Regions from separate parts of the Homo sapiens genome. Here all the other regions are linked to region 2. A link is a loop called in an ENCODE intact Hi-C map of the cell type or tissue named here. Cell type or tissue: heart right ventricle. All regions are shown on one strand. Region 1 holds the start of LOC124900413 (a long non-coding RNA gene). Region 2 has its middle 8.7 kb from the start of FMO3. Region 3 overlaps FMO2 (flavin containing dimethylaniline monoxygenase 2). Region 4 overlaps FMO1-AS1 (FMO1 antisense RNA 1).

Region 1 (8,000 bases), 140 kb before region 2:
TCTTTCAATGTAGAAGATGAATCGTGGAATAAATTTCATGTGTGACCAGGCTAGCTAGGATTAGAAAGAACTATTTACAAGTTTTTCTAAAAATTCAGTATTAGTATGAGAACTACACTGATACAAAACTAGAATTTGGTGTTTCTGTTAAAACAACATTTTCTTGGTCTACTTCTAACAGGAAATTGTGAAAGGTTTTTCTTTCCATTTTAGATAATTGGTGTAGGAGATAAATATTCTGTATTTTACTAAGATAATGTCCAGTGCTTCATGCTGTCTTTATTAGGTTTTTTATTTCATAAGAGAACTGAGTCTTCTCTATTAAGAGAGCTAAAGTTTTTCTACAACTATGTAGCTTTCTATATTTGCCTTTGAAGTGTTTTAATTATCACTTTGGTTAAATAAATTACTACTATTCACAGTGACCTGTGATCCTATTAAATATTTTGCTCAAGTGTTTCAAACCTTTGATATTTTGGACAGACTTCCCAAATATAAAATGTAAAATTAAACCTTTTTCTTGACCTTGAATTAACTTTGAGATTTTCCACATGGGCCCTTGGAACACATCAAAAGGATATCCATCCTTACAAAAGATAGATAATAAGTATTTGGGCTTATTTGATACATTAAATTATATGAATAGTACTGTCAAAAATAAGTAATGCTTAACTTTCTTTGGGTTATTTTTGTGTGTATGTGTTATTACTATATGGTTTGGAAATTGTATGAAATTCATAGACATCAAGTTGTCCTCATATAATGCTGGTATTCATAATTCTAGTTATTATCTTAAAATGTTGTATGAAACAGAAGTAACTTCATTTCCTTATCAATTCCATCATTATTGTAGTGAATTTTCATTAGGTCTTTTTATTTTTCTTTTCTTGTCTGTCTTTTCTTGCTTTTTCTTATCTTCTTTTCTTTTCTGTTCTTTTCTTTTTTCAGAGGCAGAGTCTCACTCTGTCACACAGACTGGAGTGCAGTAGTATGGTCACGTCTCACTGAAGCCTTGGGCTCTTGGGCTCAAGCAATCCTCCCACCTCAGTCTCCCAAGTAGCTGGACTACTATGCACAACAACACCTGGCTAATTATTTTATTCTTCGTAGAGACAGGGTTTCACTATGTTGCTCAGGCTGGTCTTGAACTCCTAGGCTCAAGCAATCATCCTGCCTCAGCCTTCCAAGGTGCTGGGATTAGAGTCATGTACCACCATGCCTGGTCTCATCAGGTTTTTAACCATGGCAATTTTAAGTCTTGTCATTCACAGATGGTTAATTGTTTACTATGGTACTTTCCTGGGCAACTATAAGCCTAAAGTGTTTCATCTTCAAGAAGACTCATGAAAAGGACACTGACAAATATAGTTTTCTGATAACTTTAAGATCATACCATTGGACTGGCTAAGAATTCTACAATGAAAAAATTGACTGGTTCATAAAACTGTGAACCCAATATATGTCAGGACAAGAATTAATTAGATATCAGTGAAATGATTTGGCAGACTTTTATGCTAAGTCAGCCAGTACTGAAATTGTTAAGATATGCAATTTGAATAAACTTTAAAAGTTTGATCACTGTCAAATTACCTATGATAACCTATTTAATGAGCAGTACTATTCACCTGAATTGGAGAAACAAAATTGGTATTTAAAAAGACGTAAATGCAATATTAAGCATTAACTCATGAAGAGTCTGGACAGCTGCTTGGTCCTTCCTGAGTCCTTAAAGCTTCCATTATTAAGAGCTCTGAATTCCATATTCATCATGACAGAGATAAAATGATTCAAATTATGAAAAAATATTGATGGCATGACTTTTAAAATTGCTAAAATTTATAACCAATTTTGGTTATAAATTGTCAAACTCATAGTTCTGATAAGAAAATAAAAACTTCAGGTGATACACACCTGCTGGATCATTTGAACACTTAAAAATGGAGTTCCTTCAAGTGACACATTAAATGTATGTTTTCTGGTTGTATAGAAGCTTTCCCATGCAGGAAGGCTGATGCCATAATAATAGCTAAAGTTTATTAGAAAATGTGTTTCCCTTGGCTGGGCACAGTGGCTCACACCTGTAATCCCAGCACTTTGGGAGGCCGAGGCGGGTGGATCATGTCAGGAGATCGAGATCATCCTGGCCAACATGGTGAAACCCCGTCTCTCCTAAAAATACAAAAATTAGCTGGGCGTGGTGGTGCGTGCCTGTAATCCCAGCTACTGGGTGGGCTGAGGCAGGAGAATTGCTTGAACCAGGGAGACAGAGGTTGCAGTGAACCGAGATTGCGCCATTGCACTCCAGCCTGGTGACAGAGTGAGACTCCGTCTCAAAAGAAAAAAATAAAAAGGAAAAAAGAAAATGTGTTTCCCTTATCATTCATTCCTGGAGAAATCTTCAGTGATAGAAGTACTCATTTTGTGTCTGGAATTGGTTCCTTCCGGTGGGTTCTTGGTCTCACTGGCTTCAAGAATGAAGCCATGGACACTCGCGGTGAGTGTTACAGCTCTTAAAGATGGTGTGTCCGGAGTTATTTGTCCCTCCCAGTGGGTTTGTAGTCTCGCTGACTTCAGGAATGAAGCTGCAGACCCTCCCGGTGAGTGTTACAGCTCATAAAGGTAGTGCGGATCCAAAGAGTGAGCAGCAGTAAGATTTATTGTGAAGAGTGAAAGAAGAAAGCTTCCACAGCGTGGAAGGGGACCCAAGCGGGTTGCCACTGCTGGTTTGGGTGGCAAGCTTTTATTCCCTTGTTTGGCTCCACTCACATCCTGCTGATTGGTCCATTTTACAGAGTGCTGATTAGTCCTTTTTTACAGAGTGCTGATTGGTGCGTTTACAAACCATTAGCTAGACACAGAGCACTGATTGGTGTGTTTACAATCCTTTAGCTAGACAGAAAAGTTCTCCAAGTCCCCACCCAACCCAGAAGCCTAGCCTGCTTCACCTTTGAATTTCACTGGACAAGTTGTAAAACAGTTAAATAAGATATTATAAATACAATGGCATTAGGCGAAGCTAACTACATTGATTGGATTGCCTTAGTCAAAGGCAATTATCAACTGATGGCAATCACACTCATCCTCACTAGAAATCTAGGTTGACTGCTTATGAAATTAAATATTTGAAATTATGAAATAGTTACTTCAAGGCTTATTCCGTTAATAATAAAACCTATGGATCTTTTGCTTTTGTAAACTCTGACATGACTCAATAGTGCCATGCTTTGACGCATTATGCCAAAGCACATTTTCACTAGGTAAGAAAAGCCCTTTGTGACTCACAAATTGATGACAAGCAGACCTTTCATGATTTAGAGCAATGAGGTTGGGTCTTTTGGAAATGACACCAGAGGAAGACTGCCCTTGATAGGGACTATACCAAGTTCTTCTTTGCAGCAAAACCTCAGGGTTTTGAGTCTCGTATTCACATCTTTTTACTAAGAAGGGCTCCTCCAGACTCCTGGTGTATATTTGTTGGAGGCCTTAAGGTAAAGATGACCAGGGAAGTTTTTCCCCAGAGGCAGATGGTATCCTAGACATAGACACTTTCCTAAGACCATAGAATAAGATTTCTCTGTCATCACGAAAGCCTTATTTCTCCCCTTTCCCCCTAGTTTTCTGCTGTCTGAATCACTTCCTTTTCCTTAAAGGAAAATCCACGGGAGCATAATCTGTGTGTGGCTTTATCAAAAGCTTATGCCCTAAAAAGAAATGAGAGCAATTGTTGGGTTTGTAGGCTAATGCCACCATATCAGAAAACAATTTCTCTCATGCCAATGTCTGTGTTCCCATTGAGAGTCATCATGAAGCCCTAGAGGAAGAGTGGAAAGCTTTCCTTAAAATTCTAGACATTACTGCTACTTACTTTTCTACACTCACTAGAAATAGTACCACGAACTTTCCAATTAATAACCTAATTGTTACCAAATATAGAAAACATATCTGAGTGATGTCTGTAAAAGGTATATCACATATTCAAGACCTGGGGACTACCAATGCAGGTATGAGTAATTGCTTGTATGATGTCACTGAATTAAATCTGGAAGCTCCTTTTCCACTAAATGTGGTTATGCACCCTTACAGCATACCCTTTGAGTAAGTTTCTCACTGTACCTTACTCAGGAGCTATGTGAACTTGTGGACAAATTTAATTGACTTCTGCTCAAACACCACTAGGTGGCCATCTTTCCTAGCCCCTGAGGGCCTACATTGGGACTGAAGAGAATTTACTTACCTCTTCCTCACTGGTTCAGATTTTGCTATATGGCCTGTCTCCCTCCTACCTTCTGAATAGCTTTTCCTGAAAGTTCCCATTGTATCTTTCATAACCAGAGGCCAAAGCAATCAATAACCAAAATTAGCACAAACCTTGAAATAGATGGAGATAAGTTAGTTTCCTTGGAGGAAATGTTCCTGTGGGGTTATTGGGGGCACACTCTTGGCAGTATTGGGGTGCTGGTTGTATAGAATTTGAAGATAGTCTGTAAATTAGGAAAAATCTTAGATTTTGTAGCCAATGTGACCGCCCAAAAGTTCAGATGCATAGAAGCTGCTCTTTGAAAGGTGTATGAAAACATTCATGTTCAACAAAAATACTTAATGGAGCATCACGCAGATCTTCTCTTTGCCTACATTGAGGACTTGTGTATAGTGCTAAACGAAACTGAATATTGTACTTACCTTTCTCCTGATTTTACTACTACAAAAAGCTTAATTTAAAATGTGGCTGATACTGATGTTTCTCTAGACACTGCCACCAAATACATCAAGGAAATTTCTCACGGGAAAGGAACACATGATGTGTTTACAGGAGCAGCTAATGGTTGATTTGCAGGTATCCAGAATGGTGGAATGGTGGATGGCAGACTTGGCTATTGGAAGGTTTTTTATTGTTTATTTTTAGCCTAATCATTTGGGGCTAATATTCCAAGGTTTTAAAATCTTTATGTGTCTTTTAGTAGGTCTTCAGACTAGTATGACTTGTGTTACCAGGCTAACTACAGAATCAGGCACCTCTTTAAAGGAGGGCATTTTACTACTAACTATGGCCCTTAATCACCGTCATGCCCTGAACAAAGACTATAACCAATAGGACTTGAATACTGTTGAATTGTCTTTATTATTGCTTGAACTTTAAATTGCTTAATTTAGATTATTTTGGTTTGTAGAGACTCCTGTTAAGTAGTGTACTTTAATTTTTTAATTTTTTGTATTTTTCCTCCTGATAACCATTATAATATTCTTCCTAATGTATTGTATCCCTTAAGAGTCTTTCTCTCTCTTTTCTTTTCTTTTCTTTTCTTTTGACAGGGTCTGGCTCTATCACCTAAGCTGGAGTGCAGTGGTATGAGTGGTATGATCTCCATTCACTGCAACCTCCACCTCCTGGACCCAAGCTATCCTTTCACCTCAGCCTCCAGAGTAGCTGGGACTATAGGTGTGCACCACCATGCCCAGCTAATTTTTGTATATTTTTGTAGAGAAGGGGTTTTGCCATGTTACCCAGGATGGTCTTGAACTCCTGGGCTCAAGCAATCCACCTACCTTGGCCTTCCAAAGTGTTGGAATTACAGGCATAAGCCTCCATGCCTGGTCCCTTAAGAGTCTCAAATGCTCATATGGAGCCATCCGTTGTACATCAACTAATCTCATTATAGTTAGAAAAACAAAAATATCAGGAAAACATAAAGAATAATCCAACAAATTCGACATTGTGAATTGTGAATTTTATACTGAGACCAAACAAGTCCATTATGATGGTGAAAAAAATTGGACCTAGGTTATGGTCAATTTCTCAAAATTCAAAGGCTGATAAAAGAGGGGAATTGTTAAATTAAACTTTGGCCTAATGCTGTCTCTAAATGAAGCAAACTATAACCTAATATATATAAATAAAGCATAATATATGTTATATGTATGTTTTATATATATACATTATATATGTATATAAACCTATATATATATATATATATATATATATATATATATATATATATATAAACCTACCTTGAGACTACATTCTTGTAACAAGCAACTGAGTCTCAGTTAACTGTAGCAGCTGAGCTTTTGGCCAATCACAGGCTGCAAACTGCTCAGACATGTCCAAATAAAGCAAGTGCTAAACTGTAACAAATCAGGCTATTTTGTTATGTCACTTCCTTTTTCTATCTATAAATATGGACTGCCCACATTGCCAGGTAGAGTCTTCTGAACCTTTACTGGTTCAGGGTAATGCCCAATTCATGAATCATTTGTTTGCTCAAATAAATTATGTTAAACTTAACTTGTCTAAAGTTTTTATTTTAATAGCACCATGCTCTTTGAAATGCCTGTTCCTTGGTGCTGTAAAGAAATAGCACTTGAACATAAATTCAATTTCCTCAGCAAGGCCATTTCTATACTTTCTGCAGAAAGGGTACACTCACCAGCAGTTTTGCCATGAGAGTACACAGAACAAAGGAGACAGGGTCATTTATAACTTGATGCGTCCACCTTACCACCTTACTGCTGTGTCCGGTTTCCATTGGCTAGAACAGGACCTCACATTCTGTATTTGTCCCGATTGGCTAGCAACTTAGAACACTTTAAAAGAGGCAAAAGCAGAGGAGAACAAAGGAAGGAGGAAGTAACTTGTAGAATGCTGAGAAAAGTAAAAACACCTTCAAATAAGGAAGAGAAACAGGCTATGACCTAATGCTTGCTTGGACTAGTATGAGCACGCCAAGGCAAATATTTAGGCTAAATTGTAAGAGCTAAGAACATAAAGTACATTGATTTCTTTATTATGGCTAGCAGATAGTTAAGAATGTTACTATAGGTCTTTCAATAAATTTTGCTTTTAAGGGAAGTTACTATTTATTCCTAATTAAATGGGGAGACAAGTCTTTCCAGAGGAACTTCTACTTTACTTTTTACAATTCCTCCTCTTATTTCATAATTCTTCTTCAAACTTGTTTAATATGTTTTGACTTAATTGCTTTGTTTGTCCTTTTAAGAGAAGTAATTTTTCTGAATAAGGTGGAGGAGAGTTAGGAGTTAACTCTGTAAGCATGGCAGAGACAGGTTTTTGTGTAAAACTTCGACGGTAGGGAATAATATAACAGCCTACAAGAATAAGTACACCAATAACAACAGCAAATGAGGTGAGAATTGAAGTTAAAATTTCTTTTTATCTACTGAACAAATGTTTTATTACTTTAGAAAAAGGGTTATTTATTTTATTATTTTTGGCAAGTTTATTGGATAGGGTTTTTAATTCTTGTAGCACTTTTGTTATAATTCTGTCAGGGGCAGTATTTTTAGGAACAAAGGTATAACATTAAATTTTAAGTATGACACAAACATCTTCTTTTTCTGCTAATATTATATTTAAAGTTATTTTATTTTTCTAGGCCATCTGGCTGATAGGTCCTAATTGCTTAGGTATCTCTTTGATGGTGTCCTCAGTGTAATTTATGAATCGTTGCTGATTGTAATAGATATAGTTTATTTAGCCTACTTTTTTTTATAGTTACTTACTAGAACAATGTGGATTTAAATTCTGCAGCTAATTGATTTTGTGCTTTAAACTTATTTGGCACTTCTCACAGGACTTTAATGGCATTTATGTAAACCTGAGGATTAAAGGACTCATAAGGAGTTTCCTTTGGCCTGAGGTGTTTTGTTTTTACCTTTTTAGATTGATGAATTGCTACGGTGAAAGGGATAGCGAATTGGATTAGAGCACAAGTACTGTTCTAATTATTTGGCAGAGTGTCTAATAAAGGTCTTCTACAGTACTACTATACATTTGCTTGGGGATGGCTAAGCATAGACTGATAATCAAGCTCTTGGAAAGACTTGAGCTCCTTGCATTTTTTTTATGCTTCCAAGGAACACCAAATTTTCCTCTTGCTATGAGAGGCATGAAGTAAACTTGGCCATCTGAGATGGAAGCTGGATTGCCCTTGGGGGCTGACCCGTAGGGTGTTGAATTTCAGGAAATAGCAGATAGAGAGCTC
Region 2 (8,000 bases):
AGTGGTATATATTTAAAATTTAGGACCCCCTCAGCAAGTTATTTATTTATTTATTTATGAGATGGAGTTTCGCTCTTGTTGCCCAGGCTGGAATGCAGTGGTACTATCTCTGCTCACTGCAACCTCCACCTCCTGGGTTTAACAGGTGATACACCTGAGTTATTCTTCCATTTCACTACCTCTCCCGACTCCAGAATACCATCAAGAGGAGGTTACACATCATTTATTGGACCATAAGTAACACAGAAGCCACTTAGACACTACAATTAAAAAATGAGAAATAAGGACAGTAGTTTGAGTTTCATGCCAGAGAATCTGATCATTTCATTCTTAGAGTCCACATACTGCACCTGAGACTGATAGGCCACCGAGGAACACACAGGAAGGCAAGAGAAGCTGCAAAACAGGCACCCTATTGACTGATGTTAGCATGATATTCATGTCTGCATTAAAGTTTATGAAAATGTTACATATTACAATAAAAAATGTTATAGTGATGAATAGTATAGCTTTTATAAATAGATTAGTCAAGTTAATTTGAAGATTAGCATATATTTGTTTTTTTATTAACCAGAAATATTTCCTTTATTAAAATGTGGTAGAATTACTTCACTAAGATCCTACATGATTTAGTACATTCAGTAACACTTTATAACAAAAGGTTATCTTCAAAATGGTGGGCTCTTACCCAAGAATTACAAGCACTGCACAAATTACTTTAATTGCTTTTAGAAGCCATCTCTTGTAGGGAAGTTGTAGGAGACTACATCTATGAGGTCAGCCAACAGTAGCTGACTGAATGTCTCCTAATGAATCTCTACTTCCAAATTTTTCTCAAGAGCCCTCTTTTGGTAGTTTCTTAGTTTTCTCTTTAATTAAAATGATAATTATTCTCCTTTTTTTGAAACAAAATGAGCATTTCTTTTTTATACATGATATGTTCAGGTAAATAATCAGACCTTTTGAAGAATCACACACACATTTCCTTGATCGTAGTAGCTTTGCAGAATGCTGAAATCACTCACAGTCCTGCAGGCAACTTCCTATTCTCCCTCAAAGAACACATAAGTAATGATGAAACATGGAACTTGGGTCATAGGATCATATGGGACCAAATTGCTCAACAGGTTTGTCTTTATCAGGGTTTCCCCTAAGGTACCAGGGGACCAGTACATCCCGAGAACAAAAAGAAGTCCTGTTAATATGAATAGGAAGCTTGGAATTAGTAACTTGCCTTGAATTATATCCTCCCTCCTAAGAGTCATTAATGGAGGAGACAGAAGATGCTGAGTCTTGACTGCCCACATCAGGCATTTGCTTCACAACCATCCCCTGCACTGAGGTGTCACTGCTTATCTCCTCTCTCTTTCCTTGGCTAGTTCTGTTTCCTGTAAGCTACTTGGACTTCTGTTTATTATAATATATTCTTGTTGCATTGCCCAGACATAAATGAGTGCCTTCCCACCAGGTTTCAGGAGTCCAACATGTTCTTGAAGAGCTGTCATTCTATGTTCTGCTGTTGCAAAATGGGGAATAACAGCAATGGAGAGTCAGGCATACCAAACCCACTGTGGACTGGTACTGCCAATGCATCACAAACAAAAGCCTGGAATTGTCTCACTCTACAAATGTCCACAAGGTTTTGACTCTGATCACAACCAATCACATCTAACTCCTTATTGATGCCAAGGTGCTTTCCATTACCACATCCAGTATCAGCCACTATTAAGCCACTTGGCAAAGCCTTCAAAAACTCAATGATGTGTGGCCAAGCTGTATATCTCATGCTGCTGAAGTGCCCAGCAATCTATTAATAAACTTGATGGATGTACTCTTGCTCTAGTTGTCAGGCTTCTTTATCACTCTCTGGAAAGGAGGGAGGAGTCTCTTTCCTCTGGCTATCACAAGCCAAAGGGTAACCCATGGGCCCAAAGGTATCTAGATTCTCCTGTCATCACCAGCCAACTCAAACAAGGCAAAATAACTGGCACTGTGATACCATCTGGGTACTTAAAATCCATGACAGTCATGCCCAGGTTCATATTGATTTATGGTCAATTGTTCAGGTTTATGTTTAATGTAACCCTCCCTCAACCATTTCTCCAAAAAGCTATCACAAACATCAAGAAGACCCCTAGGCAAATGCTTATCTTTATCTACATTGTTTTTCTCACAGTGGAACTCATAACCAAAATGCTTTACTCTTCTGTGTTTTAAGCATTTTTGAAAATTTTGATGGTCTGTATCTTTTGTTTGATCAACACTTTCCAAAAGAATTTTCTCATCCTCAGTAGAAATTATTTCTTCTACTACTATGAGGACTAGTGGTAAGGCTTGAGGCCCCAACTCCTTCCATTGTGCTTTTTCCACAAAATTCAAATACAGAATCATCTTTTGTCCTAAATCATCCACTATTTCTTTCCCATTGAGAGTAACATAGGCTCTCTTAGATTCTTCTGTAGTTTTGTATCTTTCAAATGAGTAGGGCTTGTAAGGTGGCATTAAGAGAGCATCCACCAGTCCACATTTCTCTAAAACCAGTAGCAGTTGGTTTCTACTCACACCATTACCTAAACCAACACTGGCAACAACAAGCCTCTCCTCTTCAGCTCAGGCCGGATTCAGATTCTCACCCTGCAAGTGCTTTGTTCTTCGCTACCCTCTCCACTCTAGTGCCAGACAGCCGTCATGGATACTTGCACACCACCTCTCCTGGGCTCGGCCATGTTGGAGAAAAGCAGCATATATTTGTTTATAGGAGACCTAGTATATTTGTAAGCTAGTTTTGTTGGCTTGACCTCTGAGGTGCTGGAAGAGATTCAAATGTTCTTTGATCTTTTCGCCAGAGAACAGCAGCAAAAAACTTGTTCAAGCACATAACTTAGTATTTTCTCTTGTGATGAAAATTAAAGTTGTTATATAATCTCTATTATATAGTAAAATGATTTTTTTCTCAGGAATTACATCAACTCAAAGAAGTCTCTGTTTACTTTGACATCTGAACTTTCACTTTATCCGCTAGTTATAATTCCTTGGTTATCATTATCATTACATAAATTTTTCTTTCTGAAAATGGATGATAGTTCTTACAGAGTGTAGGAGTCATGTCTTGTAGTCTAACTTGGATTTTCCTCAGCACGATGCCCTATGCATACATAGTTGATCACAAAATTATTTACTGAATGGTCAGAAGTTTTAAAAATGAGCCCTATTTTAGAATAGGAAGCCTAGTACAGAGGAGAAGACTATGATTTTTAATAGTTTCTCTACAGTTAAGTCCACTTAAATTCATAAAACATTGACAAATACTGTTTTACTGCTTTTCATTGACCTTTACCCTATTGGTAACATTAACCAGTATATCTTTGCTAGGGATTATGACCAGATCTGGAAAAAAAAAGATAACAAAACTATTTTCTTTTCAAGCAGAGACCTCATATTCCTGGCAAATAAATCGACCTTGACAATAAAACACAGGCATTAAACTATTGGATGAATGAATAAGGAGTAGAAAAAATTTATGTGTAACCTTCACAATGAAACTTGCAATTACCAGAAAATAATCTTGTTGGTCCTTTTAGTGGGCACCAAACCAATGAATTATTCATAAAATTCATACATGAACAGAACATCCAGTTTAAAACCTACCTAATGCCAAAGTTGACAACTTCCTCAATACTAAGAGCCAGGAATAAGACTAAGGTATGCTTGTGGGTAACACGATGGGACTTAACACGTGGGCAACGGATAAGGCAGGAGAGAAAATGAAGACAGAGAAAAGTCAAAGGAAAATAATTTAGCATCAGGCAGACCTAATTTGAAACTCAACCTCCAGTGTGTATCAGCTGCATAAACTTGAGAAAGTTATTTCCTTTCTTAAATTTGCTTTTTAAAAAAATCTGTAAAATAGGCATACTGCAAAAGGTGGTCACAGGAATAAATTAGCTGATGAATATGAAACAGCAAGGTTCTACTTGGCAGAGAGTATTTTTGCACACAGGCTCATTTAGTGGCAAAGCACGATCTCCCTGGAAGAAAGCACAGCTGGTAAGAAAAATATTGGCACAAAAATATACACTTCTGTTTCGGAGAAGCTTTTGTAGGTTAAAGCAGTATGTCTCGCAGCTTTTAGCAGAGGTAAGCACAGCAGCTCTAGAAAATAAAAGATGAATTACTTAAAGTGGACTTTGTTCGTCACTTAAACTGAAGCTAAACCAAATCTGTATTGCCCTGAAACATGCTTGAGAGCAATGGTTCTTAAATAGCGAACGGCAAGCTGACGTGAATGGATTACAAATCAAAATGAAACAGATTACCAGGCCTCATCCTGAGCCTACTGGGTCAAAAATGAAGGGTGAAGCCTAGAAAGGAGTCACTTCCCCTGAAACACTCTCCCCATCTACCACCACTCAAAGAAAGCAAACAACTTCCCTCACCATGAGAATTGCTGAGTTTACAAATGAAGAGAGCCCAGTGTGCAAACTAGACCAAATTATACTAGATTTGGTACCCTTGATCACATGGGCTAGGAGTTCAGACTACACTGGTCAATTCCTCAACAAGGAGTAACTGGACATTTATATCAGCATCCTGCTTCATGTTTTTTACAGCAATGCTACTTATATTTATGATTAACTTAGCTATAGTGAAGGCCATCTGGTTTTTATTCCAGAGTGTGTGTTTGAGATACTCTTAAAAACCTGTGTGACTTGCATGGAGTTTAGAATTTAAAAGTTGCTTCTGCCACCTACTGGATGTTTGACCTTAGGTAAATTATTTAATCTTTCTGAGCTTCAATTTTCTGTTTCATAAAATGAAGATATTAATAGGATTGTGTTATAGTAGTAAATTCCTACATTAAATGAATCCTTTCTATTACACTCAGGATCCAGAAATCTCAAATAGATAAAACTCAGGGAAACAACATCATTTATATAATGCTGATTAACGAAGCTTGTTTCCATCTAGAAATGCAATAATCTATAAAGCCACTTTGTACAGAACTTGTCATAAAATAGGTTCTCAGAAATGCCAGTTTTTTTTCTCTCTCTCCCTAACTTATGGCCACTTTTTATATACTACCTTGCTTGTTGTTTTGCATTGCATTATTATGATCTCTTGTGTTATTACTTAATTTTCTATGCATGTCTTGTTTTTTCAATTGCCTTTTAAACTCTTTGAAGAAAGCGAATACATCTTACATTCATGGTACTATTCCTAATGCCAAGCATGGAGCATTCCTAGTGCCAATCACAAAAAAAGTGCTCAATAAAAATTTCAATTGATTTAGGGTAGAAATACTAAAAGATTGATGAAGAGAAGAGATGGGAGTTTGTGGTGAGCAGAGTTAATATATGAGATACAGAGTAGCACTAATGCCAGGGATGTTTAGTCTCTCCCCACAGTTGGGTTTTGGCTTCTGTGACATCCCATCTTCATTACTCAAACTTTGTTTATATAATGCTTTGAATATATATATATATATTTTGAATGTGTATTTGAAAAGAATTTATATAATGAAAATATTTTTAAGTGATACATATTTGAAGCTATAAGTGAGCTACAGAGATTAGACCTAGGGTGTGTAGACTGGCAGATACCTCTCAATATCCCCCAGCAATTGAGTGCCATAAAAGTATATAAGGGAGCTGAATCAAATACCTTATTTCAGAAATAGAGGGAGACCATGACTCTGATAAGAATTCGTTTATGAAACTGGATTGTAAAGAATAAGTAGACTTATGTCTAAGAATTTTAATTTTTGAAATGTCTTTTTGTTTTAGTCAGACTACCACTACAGATAGCTGAAAAGTTAAAAAAAAAAATCAGATAAGTATACATAATGCTTGGTTAGTATTTCCATTTTCTGGCCTTCTCTGGTTCTCACATCTCTGGTCCTAACTCATTTCTGGGATATCGAAATAAAACTTCTCTCCAACCATAATTGTTGACTTTCTAACTTATAAGAATAAATGGTAGACCTGATCCAGATATTCCATTGGGAGTTTAGAGTCTAGAACTGTGCTACTCTTTATTATTTAACAATGTGCCAGTTAAAGATATCACCCCAATGAAAAAGAATAGTTATAATAAATTTCAAATTAGAGACATATTAATATAGTTGACTGAATACTAGAAGTTAGAGTTGAAAGACTTAACTCTCCCCACTAACTATTTTGCTAATCATGAACAAGTCACTTGGAATCCCTAGACTTCAGGTTCCTCATCAATTTCAATGTGCCTCAGGCTATTGTTGTAAGAATAAAATAAGATATCACACGTAAGGTATTTAAAATGGAAAGGCACTAGGGACAGTGTGGTGGTATTAGCCTGAGGAATCTGCATGTGGGGTCCTGGGATTGCTCTGTGACAGGTGTGGAAGAGCCATTTGAGATATTTTTTCTGGGTTTTTAATACTCTTTGACAGGGCTGTAGCCTTGAAAATAAACACTGAATATGTACAAGTTGAAGAGAAATGAATAGAAAGAACTTTCAGGATGAAAAAGAATCAATAAAAAATGTGAACATCTAAGGGATTTTTTTTTATTATTATACTTTAAGTTTTAGGGTACATGTGCACAATGTGCAGGTTAGTTACATATGTATACATATGCCATGCTGGTGCGCTGCACCCACTAACTCGTCATCTAGCATTAGGTATATCTCCCAATGCTATCCCTCCCCCCTCCCCCCACCCCACAACAGTCCCCAGAGTGTGATGTTCCCCTTCCTGTGTCCATGTGTTCTCATTGTTCAATTCCCACCTATGAGTGAGAATATGCGGTGTTTGGTTTTTTGTTCTTGCGATAGTTTACTGAGAATGATGATTTTCAATTTCATCCATGTCCCTACAAAGGACATGAACTCATCATTTTTTATGGCTGCATAGTATTCCATGGTGTATATGTGCCACATTTTCTTAATCCAGTCTATCATTGTTGGACATTTGGGTTGGTTCCAAGTCTTTGCTATTGCGAATAGTGCTGCAATAAACATACGTGTGCATGTGTCTTTATAGCAGCATGATTTATAGTCCTTTGGGTATATACCCAGTAATGGGATGGCTGGGTCAAATGGTATTTCTAGTTCTAGATCCCTGAGGAATCGCCACACTGACTTCCACAATGGTTGAACTAGTTTACAGTCCCACCAACAGTGTAAAAGTGTTCCTATTTCTCCACATCCTCTCCAGCACCTGTTGTTTCCTGACTTTTTAATGACTGCCATTCTAACTGGTATGAGATGATATCTCATTGTGGTTTTGATTTGCATTTCTCTGATGGCCAGTGATGGTGAGCATTTTTTCATGTGTTTTTTGGCTGCATAAATGTCTTCTTTTGAGAACTGTCTGCTCATGTCCTTCACCCACTTTTTGATGGGGTTGTTTGTTTTTTTCTTGTAAATTTGTTTGAGTTCATTGTAGATTCTAGATATTAGCCCTTTGTCAGATGAGTAGGTTGCGAAAATTTTCTCCCATTTTATGGGTTGCCTGTTCACTCTGATGGTAGTTTCTTTTGCTGTGCAGAAGCTCTTTAGTTTAATTAGATCCCATTTGTCAATTTTGGCTTTGGTTGCCATTGCTTTTGGTGTTTTGGACATGAAATCCTTGCCTGTGCCTATGTCCTGAATGGTAATGCCTAGGTTTTCTTCTAGGGTTTGTATGGTTTTAGGTCTAATGTTTAAGTCTTTAATCCATCTTGAATTAATTTTTGTAAAAGGTGTAAGGAAGGGATCCAGTTTCAGCTTTCTACATATGGCTAGCCAGTTTTCCCAGCACCATTTATTAAATAGGGAATCCTTTCCCCATTGCTTGTTTTTCTCAGGTTTGTCAAAGATCAGATAGTTGTAGATATGTGGCGTTATTTCTGGGGGCTCTGTTCTGTTCCATTGATCTATATGTCTGTTTTGGTACCAGTACCATGCTGTTTTGGTTACTGTAGCCTTGTAGTATAGTTTGAAGTCAGGTAGCATGATGCCTCCAGCTTTGTTCTTTTGGCTTA
Region 3 (8,000 bases), 110 kb before region 2:
CACTTCTCTCCCCATCACTAACTTGCAAAGCATTTCTTTCTAGGAGCTCTCCCCTTGTGTGTGAGTATGGCCCTGTGAAAAAGGCTCGGTGTTTGGCAGGGTAGAAAAAGGCCAACGCAGGCACATGGCTAAAAGGGCCTCTCCAACAGAGAACCAGTTTGATGTGAATTCTCTAAAATTATGCCAAGGACTTAGTGACTTCCAAGGAAGTTGGCTCTGAGATCTATGTGTGATGAAGACTCAGAGGCCAATAGAAACAAAGATGATGTTTGGTGTCTTTCATCTTTCTAGCTCTGTCTCAATCTTATTGAGCCAAGTTCTGCCCAGTTGCAGCAATGAATCCTGCTTGTCAATCCAAACTACATATAAAGTACCTGGAAACCTACTCCAAAAAGCTGGGAATCCCAGCGGGTCTCACCTGGAAATGACTTCAGTGGGATATGAGGTAGAATGTGGTGGCCACTGCAAACCATAACTGCGTCAAAGACAGCACTCTGCTCCTTGCCGTTGCTCTGAGTGACAACCTTCCATTGGCCAGAGGATGAGAAATCTGGACATTTTCTCACACTAAGGACAGTTGTCTTGAAGAAACACAGAGAAGGCATCATTGAGAATTACTCCAGGATAACATTGGCCAAGTGTGTCTTTCTCATTGCTGCTTCATGCAAGAGGCCTGACTCAGCAGTGGGACTAATCTGTTAAGGGTGTTGAATACTGAATAAGGACTTGAGAGAGAAAAGAAAAGCAAGTTCTCATGAAAACTGTCAGAATCTAGATGGAGTCACTAATGTTAAGAAACCCGACAAATAGAATTGGGAAAGGCCAGAAAGAGCGGGTTCTCATGATGTGTGCCTGATAACAAAAACTACAAAAACCACCACCTTACACAAAGACCATCATAATCTTACACAAAAATGACTTCTACAAGAACATCTGCTCAGTAACTGTCCAATCTCAGACTGGCATCACCCTTGTTATTGCTCTTTATATAATTATTTCAAAACAATTATGTAATTGTATTTTTTCCCCATTTAAAAACCTTTGTCTTCCTTTAACTCCCTGAATACACAAATAGTTTACCATGGCATGTACATTCTCATTACAATGCTCTATCACCAAATATATATCTTTTCTTTTAAAGAACTTCTCTCTGTTTGTTATTTGATAATCTGAACAAGGAAACAAACCAATAATTCAAGTGATCATGCAATTGGCATATGTCAGGAACGTTTTATGTAGCCGCCTCTTTGTGGACTTTGTATTAGAGAAGATATTTCACGCAAAACACTTTGCAGAGTGCCTGACACATGGTCAGCATTCCACTGAATGATAGTTTTTAACATTTGCTATTTTTAAAACAGAGTACATCATGTGAGCAAGACAGTTCATGATCTTATTTGAATAAAATGATTTATTGGTTCATTGATTTTTTTAAATGTAGCTCACTGGAGGTCTGTTAATTTTTAAAATTGTACATAAATGTTTCATATCTGCTGGATTAAGAAACGATGTCAAGTGGAAGCAAAGTTTATAATGCTAGAGGAATGGCATGCTTCTCATTTGCAAGTATTTTAGTCTTTTATATATCTCAAATTTTCAGATATTTTTCCAACTGCTGGGTTGGTAATTTTTAAGCTGTCTCAATTTAAAAATGTATATGGAATATTAGTAGAAATCTTGTAAAAGGGCTTTAAATATCTGGGCAGTTTTCAGATGAAAGAAAAGATTTCAGATGGTAGTTCAAAGTAGTATATTAACTAAGTGCTGTAGATCCTTGCTATTCAAAATGTGATTTGAGGATCAGGATCTTCAGTATCACTTGGAGGCTTGTCAGAAATGCAGAATTTCAGAACTTACCCCATACCTATTAAATTAGAACCTACATTTTTAACAAGATATCCAGGTGATTCATGTCCACATTAAAGTTTGAGAAGCACTGATGTAGATTACATTGACAATCATAAGCAACAGGGCTTGTTACAGTTTGCCTGCTTCTCGAGTTGAGCTCTAACACCTATGACTTACACCAACTCAGAGACCAATAAACAGAAACCTTTCTTCCCAACCCCTCTTCACTCTCCAAGAAACAAAAGTAGCAGTAACACAATAACCAAGAGAAATGACTTCCTTGCGACTCTAACATGATCTTTAAAAGAATGGAATAGAAGTTATTTATCATAAAAAGGCGAGATATTTGTTAAGTAGATTGATAGTTAAGTGCACAAAGTTACAAAACCTTCTGGTATACATAATCTGTTATTCACAAGTTAGATCTACCAGGAATTGGTGAAAAACTACATTAGGTAGAACTGGACATTTTAATGGAATTTATAAATACAAATTTTCACCAAAATTTACTATTGTAAGTTGATATTATATAAGCCTAGTATTAGAATTACTAAGAAAATGACATGTATTAAAAATAAGCCTCACTAACAGTTATTTATCCAGAAATGTTAGTTATTTACTTTGAGACAGGGTCTCACACTGTTGCCCAGGCTGGAGTGCAGTGGCACAATCACCACTTATTGCAGCTTTGACCTCCCAGGCTCAAGCAATCCTCCCTTCTCAGTCTAGAATAGCTGGGACCACAGGTGGGTATCAACATGCCTGGATAATCTTTTAAAAATTTTTTGTAGAGACAGATTTTCACTGTATTGCCCAGGTTGGTCTCAGACTCTTGGGTTCAAGTGATCTTCCTGCCTCAGCCTCCCAAAGTGCTGGGATTACAAACATGAATCACCATACCTGGCCAAGAAATGTGATTTATATTTTATTTTCTAAGCATAGTAGCTATTTCTCAAAGTATAGACCATTGATAAAAATTCAGCATGCTTAATTAAAATATTGCTTTTTGTTGATTTTGAGGAAGCACAGGAAAAGGTAATTCCAAGTGTTTTTCAAAATGATCTGGCCATCTTTAGGTTGTAAGAGATTGCATTCAGAAAAAAATGATAAGCAAATACTTCCCACAGCCTTCTAGTATGAACAGAGACCAATGAATTTATTTAATACACATCTAAGAAATCCCATTTCTATGAAGAAGCTAAGAAAACAAAACAGCAATTTAATTTTGGTATACGCCCTTTCAAGGCAAATGAAGCTAGGTGTATTCAATGATAACAGATATTAGTTTAAATGAATTTTTGAGGCTGGGTGTGGTGGTTCACACCTGTAATCCCAGCACTTTGGGGGGCCGAGGCGGGTGGATCACTTGAGGTCAGGAGTTCGAGACCAGCCTGGCCCAAATGGTGAAACCTCGTCCCTACCAAAAATACAAAAATGAACCAGGCATGGTGATGTGTGCCTGTAATCCCAGCTACTCTGGAGGCCGAGGCAGGAGAATCACTTGAGCCTGGAAGGCAGAGGTTGCAGTGAGCTGAGATCATGCCACTGCACTCCAGCCTGAGCAACAGAGTGAGACTCTGTCTCAGGGAGAAAAAAAAAAAAAAAGTTTTGACATCAATATATTATTATTCAAACCTTTAACTTTAACAGATGATTTTCCTCTTCAATTAATGTATATAATCTATAATACCAAGGGTAATGACACTACTTTTTGGGTTTTATATGAGGCTGTTATATTTCAACAAATACTTAGAATGGGATACTTCATTCATAATTGCTTTCATTATCAGAGTAACTTTTCTATCTAAATATGAGCTGAACTAATGCAGAGAAACCCATTTCCCCAAAAATACAATACCTGGAACTGAATATATTTTAGCAGATCAAATTTTTTAGCAAAAATCCTGAAATATTCCAGAAGTTTAGAATTATGCAGGAAGTTTGGAAAATCTTCAGGCATTGGAAAGTCACTGAAACAGGACATTTCTTTGCTGGTGTTGGTAACGACAGATTGATAGATACTTGCTCGGCCATCTTCCACATTCTCCTGAAGGATCAAATAAAATAATTAGTGATAATTACGCATTCAAAAATTTTTTGTTTTTTACTCTTCCTACATCTAACCCCTGGGTAATGCGATTGTCTTTGGTTGCTGCAGTGTGACGACAATGTTTAGGTAATGAATGCAGTCTATGTGTTCCATCAATCATTCTGTGACGACACCAGTTTGTTGCCTGCCTGTGACGCTCACTGTGAGGGGTAGGGGTAATATTGGCAATGGTGAGGTTGGGGACAGGGACAATTATTTTGGCACATTGCAAGATATTAGCATCCTAGGTCTCTACCTATTTAATGCCAGTCTTTGTGACAACCAGCTTACTTCCTAAATTCCCCTTGGGGAGGCTGTATATACCCACTACCTCTTTAGAAACCAATAAACCCTGGGACACTGGGCAGAGAACATAATAGAGAATTTCAGTATTATAAAATGAGTACCTTTGGAGGAAGGGAGTTTGCAAATTTTGATTTGAATCCTTTTACACAAATCAATCATTGTCAAGCTATAAAGGTGAGTAGACTGATAGAATCAAATCTTTTTTTTTTTTTTTTTTTTTTGAGACAGAGTCTCGCTCTGTCACCCAGGCTGAAGTGCAGTGGCGTGATCTTGGCTCACTGCAAGCTCCGCCTCCCAGGTCCACGGCATTCTCCTGCCTCAGCCTCCTGAGTAGCTGGGACTACAGGTGCCTGCCACCACGCCCGGCTAATTTTTTTTGTGTGTATTTTTTAGTAGAGATGGTTTCACTGTGTTAACCAGAATGGTCTCAATCTCCTGACCTCGTGATCCACCCGCCTCAGCCTCCCAAAGTGCTGGGATTACAGGCACCACCATGCTTGGTTCATCCACTGCACCTGGCCAGAATCAAGATTTAAATGGTAACTTTGCTATAATTTCAAGTAACTTGGTAAAAGTTAATCAGGTTAAGGTATGCTAGCTTTCTAGGTAGTTAGAATGTAGTATGGTATTATTGTTAACTATACATATTAAGATCCAAAGAGAGTTTGCACTAGAATACAAGGGGGTTTCTGTCTCATATACAAGGATATAATAATCTGAACTCTGGATAAACAAATCACGGTACAGTGTTTTTATTTTCAAACAGTGGCTTCAAATTGCATAATACTGATGTCAAACTGATGTGTAAACTATTTCTGGATGTTTCAGCATGATTGAATGTAATGTCATTGGCAAGACAATGAGTTTCTTAATCAAGTTCTCAAAATGGAAAATATTTTATGAAGAAAAAAATACTATTTTTTCTCAAGACCAGATTATTATTATTATTTTTGAGACAGGGTCTCACTCTGTGGCCCAAGCTGGAATGCAGTGACATGATTATGGCTCACGGCAGCATCAACCTCCTGGGCTCAGGTGATCCCACCTCAACCTTCCAAGTAGCTGGGACTACAGGCGCGTGCCACTACACCGGCTAATTTTTTGTATTTTTTTTTTTTTTTTTTTTGTAGAGATGAGGTCTTACCATGTTGCCCAGGCAGGTCTAAAACTCCTGAGCTCAAGCAATCCACCCACCTCAACACCCTAAAGTGCTGGGATTACAGGTATGAGCCACTGCGCCCAGCCCCAAGACCAAATAATTTTATGAGTAGTATAGAGTAAATAGGAGGGTTCTGGAGTCACACCGACTGGATTGATATCCTAATTCTGCCACCTTTAATGGCTTGTGACCATGAGCAAGTTACATAGGTCAGTTTCCTCATTTTCCTCTGTAAAATGGGGCTCATTAATAACTTAAACATGCAACAATTGTTTCAAGGCTTTAATGAGAGTGAATAAAGTACTTAGCAGAATCCCTGGCTCAAAATACATACTTAAGAATATTTATCTCTTTTCTGTTATTATTGGCCACTAGCGTTAAATTTACTAAGCCAGCCATAGTTTTGAATCAGTTAAACTAAGACTGTTATACTACAGCCAAAATGCTAGTTTTTAAAAGACCCAACAATTTGGCTTAAAAATGTGGTTGGCTTCTCTATCAGGTCAATTTTAAGGGAATTTTGAGTGATGAGAAGAACTGATTTGATGTCTGAGGCCCTACAGTAATCTTAGGGCCAGGGCAAAACTGGCCTTTGGGAGATTTTACTTGTGTAGTCTGTCAGCAAACAATAATGACCTCACTATTTTTCTGAAGATCAAGTGATAATCCCTTTTTTTTTTTTGAGACAGAATTTTGCTCTTGTTGCCCAGGCTGGAGTGCAATGTCATGATCTCGGCTCACTGCAACCTCCCCGTCTTGGGTTCAAGTGATTCTCCTGCCTCAGCCTCCTGAGTAGCTGGGATTACAGGTATGCGCCACCATGCCCAGCTAATTTTGTATTTTTAGTAGAGGTGGGGTTTCTCCATTTTGGTCAGGCTGGTCTCGAACTCCCGACCTCAGGTGATCCACCTGCCTCAGCCTCCCAAAGTGCTGGGATTACAGGCGTGAGCCACCGCGCCCAGCCAAGTGATAAACTTTTATTGTTGGGTTAATTGGTAAATAGCAGCTAAAAAAGACCCCCTTGTCTTCATATGTGCTTCCTTCTACATTTAGTTTGCTGAAGTAGGCATCTGTGTATTTAGACAAATCTGGGTAAAATTGGCCTAGTTTTCCTAGTTATGAAGAGATGATTAATGTTGATTTAATAGACAAGTATGTATCAAATGCTTGAACTGACCAGGGCCTGAGCTTGGATTTAGGGATAAGATGCTAACAGTACAAACATAGTTTATATCTTTATGGTGCTTATTGTTATATTGTATTAAAATGCACTTGAACTTTGGAGATGTGAAAGTGGAGACAGAGGGTTTATTGTCAATCAAGAGGAGGACAGAGGCACAGTTTTCAAAACAGATAAATTTAACTCACATATTTACTTAAGTACTACTACTGCCTGGATAATTAAGCATAAATATAGTCTGAATTTCCTTATGTGTAGAATTTGCTATAATTTGTTTAACATAAATTATCATATAATAAAGAATTCTTCTAATATAGAATTTTCAGAATGTCAGAAAACTCTAGCAAACCAAGTTAATTCAGATAGCACTTATTTAGAATTTATGATCTTTTGATCACGAGCTGAATTGAAGTTTATGTTTGACTTCATGACAATAAAAAGGTTGTAAACAGTAAGTTTAAAGAAGATTATAAGGGTAATATTTAATCTACTCAAGTGAGGAAATTTATAAAGCAGAAACAGATTTATTTATTATAAATGTGAATTACAAAAACTTACAAATTAAACTTTTTCTTCGTGAAACATCATTATATTGACCCTTACCAATCAATATTTTTGCTTTCATGGGTAGTTACCATAAGCAGTTAGAAAGAATAAAATTGCCTTTCTTTAAGAATATTCTGTGATTCTATCATTTCACTCTTTCGGATGGACCTTACATCTATCTGCTCCATTACTTGAATTGAATATGATTAAAACTCTTCTTACTTCCTTGTCCTACAATTAGAGGCAAAATTGCAATTCCCAAATGCCAGTCAGTGGACCAGTTGCATTAGAAGATGGGTCCAGATGTGTGGTGGCACAAGGCTGTAATCCCAGCTAAATCGCTTGAACCCGGGGGATGGAGGTTGCAGTGAGCTGAGATTGCGCTACTGCCCTCCAGCCTGGGCAACAGAGCGAGACTCCATCTCAAAAAAAAAAAAAAAAAGAAAAGAAAAAAGACGGGCTCAGATTTCTGTATTTTAGAAGCTCTCCCTAGCTGCTTCTGCACAATGAACTTTGTGAACCACATCTCTATTAGAGTATTGCTATCTTCTGTCATCTTTCATTAGGCTGGTGTCTCCCTTGATCACTGGCCTTGATCACTGATAGAACCCCCTAATTAAGTTCCCTGGCTCAGGTATTTACCACTTTTTTTCTGCTGCTTTCAAGCTAAAAGGTATACACTCATTGGCAATATGTTTGGAATGTTGGATCTTGGGGGAGCCAAATTTAAGAGAGAAAGTGATATTTCAGATTGAACTTAGAGGAAGAAAACCAAGATTGAGATATGTCTAGAGAGTATTACATGAAAATTAAAATAACTAAACATATACATCTGGAAAAGGAGGAGATCCAAATCCAAATATTAAAAGAAA
Region 4 (8,000 bases), 59 kb before region 2:
TTCCTTTGAAACTGGCTTCTGACTTTCTTATTTCTTTGAATGATGACATGAAACTCCCAGCCACTTATGCTTCAAATCCATGACTTGTTTTCCTTGTTATTTCTCCATCCTTGCCTCATGTTTAAACAGTATTTATCTCCCAATCTCACGCTTTCTTTCCATGATTGCTAACACTGCCTTCATTCAAGTCCTTATCACTCCCTTGCATGGACTACGGCAAGAACCTATACCTAGCCTGTCTTCAGCCTCCCATTTCCTACAAGCCATCCTTTGTCCTGCTTGTCAGATTAATCTTCCTGAAGGACTATATTCATTTCTCAATTTCTCTGCTCAATTCACTGCTCAATTTCTGTTACTTCACAGCCTCTAAAACTTATTCTACATTTTGAATGCGATTACTATTAAGTCCATACAATTTTGTTCCAATTTACTCTTTTAGTTTTATTTTCTGTTATTCCCACAGACTTTTCTGGAACATATTCTGCAAATTGCTTCCCTAATGTCCATTCTCCCTTCATTCTTACTAACAGAACCCTGATTTTGTTTGGAGCGACAACATACACAGAAAAGGGATGCATTTTCCAGGTTCCTGTGCAACTAGGGTGGCCTGTGAGATATAAGCAATGTTGGACAGTTTTTTCAGGAGAATTTGTAAAAGGGGAGCTGATTCAGCTGAGAGAACATCCCTTTGCCCTTCATTCTTTACTTTTTTTTTTTTTTTTGCCTAGAAGGCAGATGTGACGGCTCAAGCTTCAGCAACTGTTTTGCACCACAAGGCAAACGTCATGATGTAGGCCACGTGCTAAGATGGGTGAAGCTGAATCTTTGATAACTTTGGTGCCATCACATAAGCTCTGGATGTCCCTTCTTTGGACTTCTTTTACATGGTTGCAAAATAATCCTCTATTTTTCAAAGTCACAGTACACACTAGTTTACTGATATATGTGGCCATATCTCATCCTAGCATATATATCTCCCTCCTAACCAACTTGGTTTGCCCACTGTTCTCCAAATGAGCAGGGCATTTTCCCACCTCTCTAATTTTACTCATGCCACTCATTTATCTAAAACACCTACTAAATACAACTAAATTTTACCTCCTCTAGAAAATACCTTCCCCCAAAGTGTTGCCTCTTGCTTCATGATCTCCATAGCATTGTTTTATTTATAAACAAATCATAAAGAGCTTTAAAAAATTTTCTCTTTGATTGAAATTGTTACTGGAATCTTTTTACTTACTCTTTACATATTTATTTTGAAATAACTTCTTGAGAGCTAAGTCTTAGACCTCTTTTTCTTTTACATATAACACATAGCACAATGCAAGCACACAATAGGAACTTCATTAATGTTTGTTGATATTAACACCATAATGGAAGCAAATGAATGTAATGAATGAATGGAATAAAATGACTATTGGAAAATTTTATTTTAACTATACATTTGGGGCTACTCCAGGTAAAATAATGATGTAAATATCACCATGGTTCATAATTTTGCTGATTGTTTTTCCCACTATATGCAAGTGTTCTGCATTTAGCAGCAGTTAATTGAGGTTAAGAGTTCCAAACATACAGACAGAAATGCTCAATAAAGAGTCCCAAATAAATGTAAAACATTATTCTCGCAGAAACAATGCTGAAATCTCACCTTTTTAATAAAAAAACTAATGAACTGAGTGGGTAAAGATGGGGGCAATGACTATATTTCCCATTTAAGTTGTTAACCTTTTCATAATGTAATGGGAGAAACCCTACCAAATGCTCTGGTTTTTTGAACCACAACTCATTGGCATTGAACTGACAAAATTCCTAATATATACTAAAGCATTTTGGATTATTTCCAAAACATCAGAGCATGAGGGTGGAAAGTGGACAATGATGGGCTAGCTGCCTCCATTTTCTAAGGTAGTCTGAAAGCTCTCAGAGACTAGTGAACTAGTAAGTCTAGGAGAGAAAAAATCAATGCATGAATGCTTTATAATCAGAGCCAACATTTGATTACTGAGGTGCCCAAACATTTGGCTCTAATTTTTATAATAGTTTGCTGCCTCCTTTTTCTCTAACCCACACATATCTTAATTTCAACAGTACAAGTTATGAGACCCCTACCTCAAACTGTATGTATCTTAAAAGATCCTTCTTTTGAGCATATGTCTTTATATATTCCTGGAGCTTGCTGTGGTGTATATAGTTTGGGTAATCATCCGGATAAGGGAAGTCTGGAAAGCACATCATTTCTTTGGAAGAGTTTGTGAATACAGACTGGTAAATGCTGGCTCTGCCTTCTTCTGTGTGGTCCTAGGGAGAATAAGAAAGCTTAAAGAGAAAGCCAAGAATTGTGTTCCCTTCAGTGAACACAGTGGTTCAATTCTTGGTTGACTAAAACCCTTTTCATGTTTAAAAGCGTAAACAAAAATTAAAAGCTCTCAGTAAGATAAGGAATGGAAAGCCCTTCGCGTAGCACCTGGCACAGAACTGGAGCTCTTTCCATGTGAATCCTCTTACTGTAATTACCCTCAGTGTTAGCTCTGTCTTTATAGCCACTTAGTGGTTTTTGCTTTCTCCTGTGCCACCACTGGTTCTGATCTTATACTCAGGTTAAAAAAAAAACAAAAAACAAAACTGTCTAGAAGAGGCTCTGACTTCTAGCCTATTTATTTGCTTTTGGAGTTTAGCAAACTCTTCACTGGCAACAACCCAATATTGCAGTGGTTTCCCAGCTTTGGCGTAATGAGAATCGCCTGGAAGCTCCCTAGACCGTAGATTCTTGGGCCCTATTCTTAGAATTTCGGATTCAATCTGTCTGGGGTGGAGTCTGGGGTGGTTTGCATTTCTATCAAGTTCCTGGTGATGCTGATGTGGCTGGTTTAGGAACCACACTTTGAGAACCACTGCTCTGTTGTAAATGAATCCTATTCTTTGGCTCACCAGTTGCTGGACTTCACTCCTCACCAAAGAAACACAGGAAACCAGAGCCCTTAGAACATGTGTTAAATCTTGGCACTTCATTTTAAAGCCTCTGTGTAATTGAAAAGTGGCTTATTTTTTAGAAGCAGTCAAAAGCTAAATTGAAAATAAACATTTCCTCTCAGTTGTGAGGGTAGGGTAAAAGTGCACACAATGTGCTGCCTTGAAAATACATTTCAGAGCTGGCAGCTTCTGCTTCCCGAGGTCCGGAAGGACTCTTGTGCAATGGGGGGAAAGAGATGGAATGTCACGTTGCTGCTGGATTCAAGATGTGTCTCTCCCTCTCACACCAGATGACCTCTGGAAGAGGGAAACAAAAAGTGCTGGAAAGGGTTGAGAGGATTGTGTCCCCGTGGGGAAGTGGGGGGCTGCCCAAAGCCTCAGTATTTTTTCTCAAGTTGAAAACATAATCTTCCTCTATTCATGGTTGCTGTATTTCTCATAAGCGTGGAAGCACAGGAATTTAAACTTTTTAAAATTTTTGTGGAGGTCAGAAAAAGGGTGAAGGCTCATGTCCAGCAGTTTGGCAGGCTGAGTGCTTCCCTTTCACCCACAGCTAGCGCCTTCTACTGATGGTTGTGAGAAGAAGGAGAGGTGGGAAGGAGGTTTTTTCAGCTGCCTGTTGAAAGGAGGCAGGGCTGAACTGTGGGATGGAGCCTGGTTAAAGAATGTAAGACTCTGTTCTGGGAAACAGATGCTAAGGCCTTGGAATATTTCCATCTTGAATGAATCTCTGCTTTTTTGCCCCTTGACCTCAGCCAATTATAACACCAGGAGAGAAGAGTATGTACACTACAGCTCCTTGGAATTTTTCCGAAAAGACTGTTCTCCAAACAAACACAAAAAAGCAAATGTATTAGATAACAAGTCAGTTGCTCCAGGGAGCATGCATTTTTATTATTTCAATATGAGGTGTGGTTTGAGCCAGTAAGGAGGAAATTCAACTTTGACTCTGCCTCTAGCTGAGGGAGCTTTACCCTGGAACCAGAGATCTAAGCAGCTGTGGGCACCATCTGTCTTGGATGATAACCGTGTTCATCTCTCATCTTTCCCACGAGAACATAAGTAACTTGAGGGCAAAGTCAGAGGTTAATTTCAGAATGTTGTACATGCATCTAAGCAGTTTACCTTGATCTTCTTTCCTATTCCAGCTCTGCTTATGAGTCCCATATCTCCTTGTCTAAATATGCCCTTGAAATATGCTCAAAAGTTGCCTTCAACTTTGTCATGGCTTTCTTTACCTTCCCTCTCAGCTACTGCCAAATCATCTTTAGTTTTACTAAGGTCCCATTATCCTTATTGCCCTAATTATATAGTCACTTATAGTTATTCTGATACTTGTTTTCTCACGGCTTTTAAAGTGCTGGCTGGCCTCTTATCTGCAGCTTATGCTTAATATAGTACCCTACACATAAAGTACACAGTATGTATTCATTGAATGAACAAAGGAATAAATGAGTGGGAAAAAGTTCAAATAGTCCTGGCTTCAGCTTTTGCAATCAAAATGCTACTAACCTATTGGTAAGCATTTTTTTTTTTTTTAATGGAGTCTTTCTCTATTGCCCAGGCTGGAGTGCAGTGGCATAATCTGAGGTCACTGCAACCTCTGCCTCCTGGGTTCAAGAGATTCTCCTGCCTCAGCCTCCTGAGTAGCTGGGATTACAGGCACCCACCACCACACCTGGCTAATTTTTGTGTTTTTAGTAGAGATGGGGTTTTTCTGTGTTGGCCAGGCTGATCTTGAACTCCTGACCTCTCGTGATCCACCCGCTTTGGCCTCCCAAAGTGCTGGGATTATAGGCATGAGCCACCGCACCTGGCTGTTGAGCAACTTCTTATTACAGCAGTAATGAAATCTTTTGAGGACACGAGGCCCTATTTAGGAGTGGATGAAACTTAAAACACACATTCAGCCTGCTAGTATTTAAATCCCATTTGGTTTTCATTTCTCAGAAAAAGCAAATAGTGAAAAGTTCAGAATTACCACGTTTCTGTCTGCTAGAACACCTTCTAAAAAAGGCTTACAAGATAAAGTCTTATGTAACACATAAAAAAAATCCCTCTCTGATTATATATTGTGCCAAGCAACTTTTCTAAGAAAAGAAGGAAGGGCTGGGGTATGTGGAGGAGGCTAAAGTTTTGAGTATTTGTATGGGTCCATATCCTCACCAGGACTTTGAGTAGAATTTTGCTTATAGACATGACCTTATGGAAAAGAAGAATTTCCTCTTGTGGATAACTCAGAATCCAACTTTGAATCTTACTGATCTTTGTATCATATTATTGCTTCCTTAAGTAAACTTTCTGATCTGGCTATATTGGATAACTCATGGATCCCTCTCTGCACACACCATGTTCATTGCCTTTTCTGTGCCTTTCATGGATTGTTGGTCTCTCTTAACCTGGTGCTGGCACACTGCCAATGACTGCATAGGCCTATGGAGTGCCATTCGCAGACTTTATTGGGAAATGCACTCTCTAGGAGTTGTGTCACAGGTGGTCCTCTATTTTGCTTGTCTGGGGTTATCCTTCAAGGCTAAGTGTCATCCCTGTGGGAGGTTTTCTTTGACCTACTAAGATTTCCGTAGTCCACCCTCTTCTAAACGCTCGAGGCACTCGTCCATTGAATTGATGGTGACAAGGTCTATCTTGTTGTTGTAGTTATATAATCTCTTATTTTAAAAGTCTTAGGGCCAGATATATTTTGGAATGTGTACATTTTTGGATTTTGCTCCATAATACTCCTAGTGAGATCTGGGGCAGCAATCTGTCAAATGCAATAAAATTTCTGCCGTGCAACAGAAGGTGAGACTTAGCTTCATGTTGATCCAATTCACGGTATTTAACCTTACGATTTCAGAAGAGGTTCGGCTATCAAATGAGTTTTTGCCCATTTGCTATCAAAGGATTACGGAATTATATTATGGCTTGCTTAATCAAATGAAATGGAACCATTTACAAGGAGTGATTATATTCCATATTTGTCATCCCAGTACTTAGCACAAACTACCAGAATAGATGCTCAAGCATCATTTAATTGTTACTAGGGAGATGGTAGAAAGCCATTTTATGATTTACTCTAAGCTGTCCACATTTCCCTGAGCAAATGTAAATAGGGAAAATTAAATTCTTGAAAAATATTAACTCTTGATTACCCCCTACTGGGAAATAAAAATTAATGACCTTATATCTCATGGAGTGCTTTCAGGGTTACAAAACCACAAATTTTTTTAAAAAAAGCTTGGAGAAGAATAAAAATGTGTTCTAAGTTAGCACTGATATACTCTATTGGAGGAGGCTATTGGCGCAGGCAGAGCAGTAACTGAGACCAGGACAGGAAGTAGTTACAATATGAATGATGTGAATATGTTTTCAAGCCAAATATGTATCATCGACAACTGATTACAATGGCTGGGAAATCCAGGACAGAAGAACTAGAAGTTTCTCCAAACTTGGCTTTGAAATTAAAAAAAAAAATGTGTTTACAAGGACTATTTCCTAATTATATTATTTCTACAATGAGCCCAAATGGCAAAGACCATAATTTTTCCCTCTGGATTTGGAGCTGATAGGCTATTCAACAGCCGCACACACAATCATCATCTATAATAATTTCTATCTGCCCAATAGACATAAGTTAATTATAGAATCATATCCTCTGCATTTGACAAATGAGCATTTGAGGTCCAGGGAAACAAAAGCAACTGGACTGAAATCTTATCTGCCTAGAAAACCTACAAGTTGAAATTAGAACTCAGGACTTCTGACCTCAGGATCTCAGTCCAGGTTTGTTTGTCTCTTTTCTAGTCGTGTTCCTGGCATTTAAGAGCAATAAAGAATAGAATTGTTTCACTTACCTGGGAAGCCCATGGTATATTTTTGACTAATTACCAACATTAGTGCCCTTTACAGCTTGGAGATCTGGATTTCACCATGCAGGTGATGATGTTTAATGAGCTGAAAATGTCCTTTTCAGGACAAATTTTGCTGGTATGAAATAGTTTTTTTGGGCATTAGTATGATTGGAGAGGTAAGATTTTACTTTCCAGATTTGGAGCTTTTGTGATCTGCCTTCTAAATCTGAATTAGAACTGATCAGATTTGATTTGCATTGGAATCCATCTCCTTCCACTGGTGTTCTAATGATGTGCCACTCACTGAGAATTTCCACAGGCCTCCAACATCATCGCTCCTTTCAAAGCAAGTGGGCTCCAGCCCCTCCTCCAGACAGCACCATATGGCAGCCAAGCCACTGACTCCAGCTCCGATGATGCCAACCCTCTTGCTCATGATTGCCTGTAGCAGAGTCTGGAGAGAACATCTTCAGAAGAGTGTCTTTAATACTTACGATTTTTTTCAGTAGAAATTATCAGCCAAGGTTTATGTATCAGGATCCTCACTCAAACATAAGAAGACATAGATGCACATTGATAGTATATGCTCATTATTTTTACCACTTTTGCTATAATAAGATTCTAAAACTGGCTGCTTCTGATTATTCAATATGTCAAAAATAGCAGATTCAGTGAATGCTAGAGCAGGAAGGACCTTGAAGATCATCAATCCAATGCTCTCAATTGCAGATGACGCTTTGGTATGCTGAGACTAGAAACTACTTCTTCAAGGTCTCAGAGGTAACAAATAAAGGAATTGGAACTAGACATCCAGCCTGCTGCATGATATCCTCTGTACAGAATCACTCCTCATTTTGAATGCTCTAAGGGACTTCACCTCTTAAGCAATCACCTTTCTCTCCCCAGAGAATCAGCAGTTCTCGAAATGTGGAAGAGAATGGCATTTAACAATGTCTTTTGATGTGAAAACTGGGGAAGGGGGAGGAGTTATTCTTAAAGTAAAATTCCTTTTTTTTCTTGTATTTTTAATGGTATAGAGCCATAGTAAAATCTGAAAGAGAAGGACTGAGTGTGGTAAGGATAAGAGAAGAACAGGGGAGGCATGGGTGAAGTAAAAAGAAAGGGGTAGGAAAAAGGCAAGAATGAAGTCTTTGGTTCTTGTTACAAAAAATATAA

What was found. Hi-C counts contacts between places; a loop is a spot of excess contacts. Peaks named below come from ENCODE experiments on the same cell type or tissue, not always from the same donor. Only the 100,000 strongest peaks of a DNase experiment are listed, where the experiment ranks them.
Region 1: a loop joins it to region 2, with 13 times the contacts of the local background. A loop is called at or near these places in 71 of 110 quality-filtered maps.
Region 3: it touches region 2 in a loop (7-fold over the local background); 46 of 110 quality-filtered maps call a loop at or near these places.
Region 4: a loop joins it to region 2, with 2.1 times the contacts of the local background. A loop is called at or near these places in 5 of 110 quality-filtered maps.

The regions. Positions count from the first base shown.
Region 1 is chr1:171,223,139-171,231,138 of GRCh38, reverse strand. All of the region lies in intron 2 of FMO1-AS1 (FMO1 antisense RNA 1), which reads left to right. It overlaps LOC124900413 (a long non-coding RNA gene), which reads left to right and starts at 6,778. Exons shown (of 2, transcript XR_007066731.1): 1 at 6,778-7,142. In heart right ventricle, a CTCF peak has its summit at 4,171 (motif pointing right); DNase peaks (open chromatin) are centred at 4,187 and 7,971; H3K27ac peaks cover 1,691 bases.
Region 2 is chr1:171,078,165-171,086,164 of GRCh38, reverse strand. It overlaps the pseudogene LOC646804. Among named protein-coding and RNA genes, the nearest start is that of FMO3, 8.7 kb to the left of the region's middle. In heart right ventricle, a CTCF peak has its summit at 4,751 (motif pointing left); no DNase peak of the experiment used is centred here; H3K27ac peaks cover 1,905 bases.
Region 3 is chr1:171,189,230-171,197,229 of GRCh38, reverse strand. It overlaps FMO2 (flavin containing dimethylaniline monoxygenase 2), which reads right to left. Exons shown (of 9, transcript NM_001460.5): 3 at 3,707-3,895; 4 at 419-581. All of the region lies in intron 2 of FMO1-AS1 (FMO1 antisense RNA 1), which reads left to right. LOC124900413 (a long non-coding RNA gene) reads left to right here. Exons shown (of 2, transcript XR_007066731.1): 2 at 292-1,140. Among named protein-coding and RNA genes, the nearest start is that of FMO2, 7.9 kb to the right of the region's middle. In heart right ventricle, no CTCF peak of the experiment used is centred here; no DNase peak of the experiment used is centred here; H3K4me3 peaks cover 3,659 bases; H3K27ac peaks cover 5,760 bases.
Region 4 is chr1:171,137,472-171,145,471 of GRCh38, reverse strand. The region is part of intron 3 of FMO1-AS1 (FMO1 antisense RNA 1); the gene reads left to right. It also overlaps the pseudogene FMO6P. Among named protein-coding and RNA genes, the nearest start is that of MIR1295A, 40 kb to the right of the region's middle. In heart right ventricle, a CTCF peak has its summit at 3,550 (motif pointing left); DNase peaks (open chromatin) are centred at 2,851, 3,231, 3,501, 4,761 and 3 weaker places; H3K4me3 peaks cover 1,983 bases; H3K27ac peaks cover 7,824 bases.